Regions from separate parts of the Homo sapiens genome. Here region 2 is linked to region 1. The links are chromatin contacts, found by Hi-C or POLR2A ChIA-PET in ENCODE. All regions are on one chromosome and are shown on one strand. Each heading gives the region's core, a stretch centred on a gene start or an enhancer-like site at or near the end of the contact. The rest is flanking DNA. Distances are from core to core; before and after follow the strand shown.

Region 1 (3,431 bases), core at 584-3,083:
AAAAAAAAAGACTTGGGTTTGACTTGATTGAGCCCAGGAGTTCGAGACAAGCCTGGGCAATATAGTGAGACCTCATCTCTACAAAAATTTTAAAAATTAGCCTGGTGCGGTGGCTCATGCCTGTAATCCCAGCACTCTGGGAGGCCGAGGTGGGCGGATCACTTGAGGTCAGAAGTTTGAGACCACCCTGACCAACATGGAGAAACCCCGTCTCTACTAAAAATACAAAATTAGCCGGGCATGGTGGCGCATGCCTGTAATCCCAGCTACTCGGGAGGCTGAGGCAGGAGAATTGTTTGAACCTGGGAGGTGGACGTTGCGGTGAGCCAAGATCACACTATTGCACTCCAGCCTGGGCAACAAGAGCAAAACTCCGTCTCAAAAAAAAAAATTTATTTTTAAATTAGCCAGGTGTAGCCACAGCTGTAGTCAAATCTACTAGGCAGGCTGAGGTGGGAGGATTGCTTGAACCTGGGAGGCAGAGGTTGCAGTGAGCCAAGATGGTGCCACGGCATTCCAGCCTGAGCAACAGCAAGACCCTGTGTCCAAAAAAAAAAAAAAAAAAAACCGTAAAATAGGCCAGGCACAGTGGTTCATGGTTATAAGCCTAGCACTTTGGAAGGCTGAGGAGGGTGGATCGCCTGAGCTCAGGAGTTCAAGACCAGCCTGGGCAACACGGTGAAACCCCATCTCTACCAAAAAAAAAAAAAAAAAAAAAAATTAGCCAGGCATGGTGGTGTGTGCCTGTGGTCCCAGCTACTCAGGAGGCTGAGGTGGAAGAGTGCTTGTGCCTGGGAGGCAGAGGTTCCAGTGAACCGAGATCACACCATTGTACTCCAGCCTGGGCAACAGAGTAAGACCCCATCTCAAAAAAAAAAAAAAAAAATTAAGATAAACCCTTTGGCAGCTGCGTGCTGCTCTTAGCCTCAAACCCAAGTCTTTTTTTTCCCCCTTTGAGACGGGGTCTATTGCCCAGGCTGGAGTGCAATGGTATGATCCATACTCACTGCAGCCCCGAACTCCTGGGCTTCCAAAGTGCTGGGATTACAGGTGTGAGCCACCAGGCCCAGACTGCTGAAGGGTTTAAACCAGAGAAAGAATGTGACCAGATTTCCAATTTAGAAAGACCCGCTCTCTGCAGGGTAAGGAGTAGCCTGGGGGTCGGGGGGCGGGGGGCAAGAATTGCAAGGTAACCAGGGAGGCCAGTGCAATGTCCAGGTGGGAGAGGATGCTAGCTGAGACTAGAAGTGCTAGGAAAAGGATGTGTGCAGACAAGAGGTCACTGGGGAGGTGAAATAACAAGGCTTGGCCATGAGTGGAACCCAACACCCATGGTGCCCTCTTGAGAGAGGGAAGATGGCACCTGAGATGGAAGATGGAAAGACCAGGGTCCCTGTGACTGAGGACTGAGCCTCTGTTTGAGGTTTTTGCAGAGGAGTAAAGGCAACAAAAGAGGCAAGAGTTGGAAGAAAGGTGACAAGGAACAAAAGTCAGCTATGCCTGATGCTACTGGGTGGCCAGCAACAATGCTGACTTGGCCAAGGCTCTGAGAGCTTTACTATGCTGGGACTGGAGGTCAGAGTTGAGGCTAGGGTAAGAGCAAGGGGCTCAGATGGAGGGGGAGGAGGACCTGAACAAGTCCAGAAGGGAAGAGATTTGTCCCTCTATCCAACAGAGTACCCAGTGAGCAGCACAGAGGGCACAGCAAGGGACATCACCCGGTTCCCCAAATGCTCAGAGCCACAAGTGAAGCCAAAAGTGAAAGACAAGATGCAGAAAACCGCCACGGGCCTTTGAGGAAGGGTAAAGGCGAAAGCGAAAGCAGGAAGTACAGACGTGAAGCCTAGCAGAGGACTTTTTAGCTGCTCACTGGCCCCGCTTGTCTGGCCGACTCATCCGCCCGCGACCCCTAATCCCCTCTGCCTGCCCCAAGATGCTGAAGCCAGCCCTGGAGCCCCGAGGGGGCTTCTCCTTCGAGAACTGCCAAAGGTGAAGCGGGGGCGCGGGGGGCGGTCACTCCTGAGCCGCCTCTGCTTGCTCGTGGCCTTTTTTCCTGGCTGGGGGTGGGGGAGGGTGTGTTGGTCGACTTGGGTTCCAGGCTTACCCCGGAAGATGAGGGAGACGGGGACCAGGTTAGGGGAAGCAACAGGGGTCTTGAAAGCAGAGCCGAAACATGGGCGCCCTCCTCCGTTTCCAGAAATGCATCATTGGAACGCGTCCTCCCGGGGCTCAAGGTCCCTCACGCACGCAAGACCGGGACCACCATCGCGGGCCTGGTGTTCCAAGTGAGCAGCGGGGAGGGACGGGGAGCTGGAGGGGAGCCGAGAGTATCGAGCAGGCACTGAAGCTGCGGTCCCTCCCTCTCCTCAGGACGGGGTCATTCTGGGCGCCGATACGCGAGCCACTAACGATTCGGTCGTGGCGGACAAGAGCTGCGAGAAGATCCACTTCATCGCCCCCAAAATCTAGTGAGACTCCCGAGCCCAGTTCCCGTACGCAAAAAAGAACGGCCCCCTCGTTCCCACTCCGGTCCCCGCACGTCCCAGCCCTGCCCACACCGATCCTCCCTTTTGCCTCAGCTGCTGTGGGGCTGGAGTAGCCGCGGACGCCGAGATGACCACACGGATGGTGGCGTCCAAGATGGAGCTACACGCGTTATCTACGGGCCGCGAGCCCCGCGTGGCCACGGTCACTCGCATCCTGCGCCAGACGCTCTTCAGGTGCGGGGGCAGGGCTAACAGGACCCCGGCAGGGGTAGTTACGGGGTTGGGGCCATTGGAAGGCGGGACAGAAAGAAGGGCGGGACCGCGACGGGCCAGGTGACCGGAAGAGGCCGGCCCAAGAGAACCTGGGCTACAGGAAAAGGCGATGTCAGTCATCGGGCGCCAGCCCACAGGAAGGGGCGGGGATAGCACCTAGGAGCTGGGCATAGAGAGGTGGGGCCTAGGCCCCAGCTTGTGGCCGACCCCGCCCATCCTCGAGCAGGTACCAGGGCCACGTGGGTGCATCGCTGATCGTGGGCGGCGTAGACCTGACTGGACCGCAGCTCTACGGTGTGCATCCCCATGGCTCCTACAGCCGTCTGCCCTTCACAGCCCTGGGTGAGCGCTTCTGTCCCTTCTCCTCGAACTCTGCCCCTGTGACCTTGGCCTCACTCCAAACGGCGTCGCAGCGGTTGACTTCAGATGCTTCTCCTGCCTTCAGGCTCTGGTCAGGACGCGGCCCTGGCGGTGCTAGAAGACCGGTTCCAGCCGAACATGACGGTGAGCGGCCTCTGTCCCCGACTTTGTGGTCGCTGGTGGGATGTGCACCCGGGAGCTGGGGGAGCACAGGACCCTGGCCCAGTGCGGGTGGCTAAGGCTTGTCGGAGGAGGTGACCACTGAAGGGTGAGTGGAGTAAGGGCAGAGAAGTGCGGTCCCGACATAACACC
Region 2 (3,431 bases), core at 628-3,127, 90 kb after region 1:
CTCCTGAGGCCAGAGCTGCAGAGATTGAGCTGCTGCTGCTTTTTTTTTTTTTCTTTTTCTTTTTTTTTGAGACAGAGTCTTGCTCTGTCGCCCAGGCTGGAGTGCAGTGGCATGATCTCTGCCCACTGCAACCTCTGCCTCCCGGATTCAAGCGATTCTCCTGCCTCAGCCTCCCAAGTAGCTGGGATTACAGGTGCACGCCACCACACCCAGCTTTTTTTATTTTGGAGACAGAGTCTTGCCCTGTCACCCAGGCTGGAGTACAGTGGCATGATCTCAGTTCACTGCGACCTCCACCTCCCGGGTTCAAGCAATTCTCCTGCCTCAGTCTCCTGAGTAGCTAGGATTACAGAAGTGCACCTCCACGTTCAGCTAATTTTTGTATTTTTAGTAGAGATGCGCTTTTGCCATGTTGGCCATGCTAGTCTGGAACCCCGGACCTCAGGTGATCCGCTGGCCTTGGCCTCCCAAAGTGCTGGGATTGCAGGCGTGAGCCACCGCGCCAGGCCTGAGCTACTTCTTTAGTCTCTGGAAAGACTGCGGCTCAGAGAAATCAACGCTTTACATGCCATCTCTCCCCTAGTCCCAAGGTCTTCTCTGGACTGGTTCCTTAATTTACCATCTCTCAATCAGAAGCGCCTTTACAAAGGATATCAGGATAGTATTTTTTGGTCAAAGATAACTCTTCCCCCAGAACTCAGTAGGGTCTCTGATGGCATCAGTAAGGGCAATTTCATAAAGCAACCAGGTTCCTGCCTGTTTACAGGCAGCTCCAGTTGTTGGGAAGTGAGCAAGCAAGTGAGGGGAAGCCAGACTTTCTGGAGCTTCCAGCCCTAGTTCTGCCACCCAGGCTTCGGGAGGGCCCCACAAAGTCTGAAATCTACGTGCCCCACCCCCCAAAGCCCCTTCCAGCCCAGGTTCTGGTTTAGCACTAGGCTCAAGAACCTCAGGCCTGAATTCTACTTCCCGTGCATTAAGTCCCACCTTAACATCCCATTCTTATGAAGTCATCCTGTCCTGCGGGGCAATTCTGTGTTGCTGCTGGGGCCTGGTCACTGATAGAGAAGGGCGTGGGCTGGGCCTACCCGGCAGGAGCCGCCTCACCCCATCAGGCCCAGATCCTCTAAGACAAGACAGGGATAAAGTCTCCCGTGGAATCCCCTCCCGCCTCATATTCCCTGACCCTGCCCTCCCTGCGAGAACTCCAGTCCGGGCTCCACAAAGGGCGCGGTAAGAAACGTACACTTCCGAGGGGCAGACAAGGAGGGGGCGTTCACCTACACCCCGGCCGGGCTATGGTCGGGAACAGGGTGAGGGGCCCAAGCCCCGGCTGCGGCAGGCGGGCGCCCTTACCCATGCTGACTCTGGAGCGGGCCGGGTGGCGCTGCCCATCCCCGGATCCTTCGTAGGTGGGTAGCAGGACGTGGGGCTGGGGTCTGCCCGCTAGCCAGCCTGCAGAGCTTGCGGGGCTCGCGCAGGCCGGGCCAGGCTAGACGGGGCGGGGCCCTAAGGCCCCATCCGGACGGTCCTGACTAGAGAAAAAGGCCTGGCCATGGCGCAGGCCGGTGCACCAGCCACCAGCACGGTACGGCCCAGATAGGCGCCCGGCTGGCTCTCTGTGCGTTACCCCCGGCCGCCGCCTCACAGGACCGGCGGGAGGCGGAGCCGCGCGCGACACATGGCCCGGGCCCCGCGCGGCTTCGGGCCGCCGGGGGGGGGGGAGGGGAGGGGCCGCCCGGGGACTCTCAGCGGAGCCTCCCGGCAGCCCAGAGAGCGGCTCCTGCGGCCCAGCCCCCGCCCCGGCGTGCTGGCCCCGACACTCACCCGAGGGGCTGGCACGATGGCGGCAGCGGCAGCGGCAACCCAGCGCGGTCTGCGGCCGACTGTCCCTTCCCCCCTGCCTTCCTTCGCCCGCCCCGCTGCACTCTGGGAGACGCAGTCCCACCGCCCCCCCTTTCCGGCATGAGCGCGCCGAGAGAAAACTACAATTCCCGGCGTGCTATGCGCGGAGGCCCAGACACGGCCCGCAGCGCGGGAGGTGAGGCTAAGCCAGGGAGGGAGGCTGCCGGGGCAAGCCCCTGAGAATTGTGGTCTAGCGGAAGCCTCTGGAACACTAGAGGTTGGCGCCAGGCTAGGGTCAGGGCTCAGTTGTCTCCTGGTCTCAGCTGGCTCGGCCCCGCCCAGTCTGTGCACTGGGGTGGGGGTTGGCCCCGCCTCCGTGGGAGCCCAGCCCGGCCCCAAGCTGGCCCAGCTGCCCCTCCCTGGGCCCCTGGGCCGTTTCCGCTCACGAAACCCCCTCCCCTTGGGGCTATGGCTGCCGCTGTTACTCTTCCGAGCTGTGTGGCCTTAACCAGCCCGGGCGGAACGCACAGCTCCTGCAATCCCAACATTCGTGCGCCTGCACCTCGGCGAGTCGGGCCCAAAGCTGGTTTCGAGCAGGCTAGGCTATTCTTGGGCCGGAGACTCAAATGTCCCTCAGGTGGGGCTTGGTTGGAGAGGTTACCCTCAAACTTCTACAGTCAGGGGTCCCCCCAAAACATTCTGTAAGGTTTTTTTGCAGCAGATAGAGCAGCTAAGTGTTTCATTTTTATTAATGAGGAAAGAGAAATGACTGACTTACCCAAAATTTCGCTGTGATTTAAGTGACCAGATTGTAAATAGTTCTCTTCCTACCCATTGCCCTTTCCTTTCAACGCCCATTTGTTTTCTTGGTAACACAAACATTTGTGGTAAGGCCAGTCTCTAGGTCAGACCTGTGCTTGGCAAAGAGATCTGCAGCCAACTTGGGGTACCACAGGTAAGGGAAATGGCTACAAGGCCTCTCCAGGCAACTCCTAGCCTTCCTTCCTGGCCGGAGGTCTCTCAGTACTCCTGTTCTTCCACAAGAGTTTTGCACCTTCCCCCACCCACAGGCTACCCCTCCAAGAGATGGCTGGTAAGACCGGACCACACTTCTGTTTTTTAAATCTCAGGTCTGTCAACACTACACTTTGCCTGACTAGATGCTTATTACTCAGCTAGTGAGAACTCTGCATTGCCCCGCTTATACATCTGCATCTGGGATCTCCCTTGCTCTGTGAACTGTCTTCTTCTCCCTAAGAAGCCAAAACACTGCCCATAACCTCCAGACACCAGGGAGGGTCCAGGGAGTACTGCTGAGAGCCTCAAGGGAGCCAATGCAGAAACAGCAGAAGTCCCTTCAATAAATAGGAGCTCAAGGATACACTGAAGAGCATGGCTGGATCCTGGAAAAGGCCTTGCTCCGACCGGGAAGATGTGAGACTGGCCCAATAGGAGCAACAAAGGGCACTGCAGTGCTTCCACCACCTGATTACCAGCCAGATCTAACCCTAGGAAGACAGAGGTCCAGTCCATCCCCCAACCAGCCACCTACACAACCTATGTCTCACTCCTTCCCCACCACTTTCCCA

What was found. A loop is a pair of places that touch in the nucleus more often than their neighbours do. ChIA-PET counts read pairs that join two places held with the same protein, here RNA polymerase II (POLR2A). Pooled maps may share reads with other maps.
Region 2: a map of B cell shows a loop between it and region 1 (11-fold over the local background). The contact joins the promoter of NUTF2 here to the promoter of PSMB10 in region 1. A Hi-C loop is called at or near these places in 30 of 168 maps with a recorded cell type or tissue (B cell, CD4-positive, alpha-beta T cell, CD4-positive, alpha-beta memory T cell and 24 more), 24 of 37 single-sample maps with no recorded cell type and 27 of 50 pooled maps. POLR2A ChIA-PET finds 5 or more read pairs at or near these places in 34 of 52 experiments (AG04449, AG04450, B cell and 27 more).

Annotation. Positions count from the first base shown.
Region 1 is chr16:67,935,252-67,938,682 of GRCh38, reverse strand. PSMB10 (proteasome 20S subunit beta 10) reads left to right here and starts at 1,833. Exons shown (of 8, transcript NM_002801.4): 1 at 1,833-1,989; 2 at 2,198-2,285; 3 at 2,371-2,468; 4 at 2,580-2,720; 5 at 2,986-3,101; 6 at 3,205-3,263. The coding sequence starts at 1,934. RefSeq lists enhancers at 1,654-1,903, 2,154-2,433, 2,724-2,913, 3,064-3,263.
Region 2 is chr16:67,845,379-67,848,809 of GRCh38, reverse strand. It overlaps NUTF2 (nuclear transport factor 2), which reads right to left and starts at 1,877. Exons shown (of 5, transcript NM_005796.3): 1 at 1,825-1,877. CENPT (centromere protein T) reads left to right here and starts at 1,117. Exons shown (of 16, transcript NM_025082.4): 1 at 1,117-1,409. RefSeq lists an enhancer at 992-1,101 and silencers at 1,572-1,921, 2,122-2,391.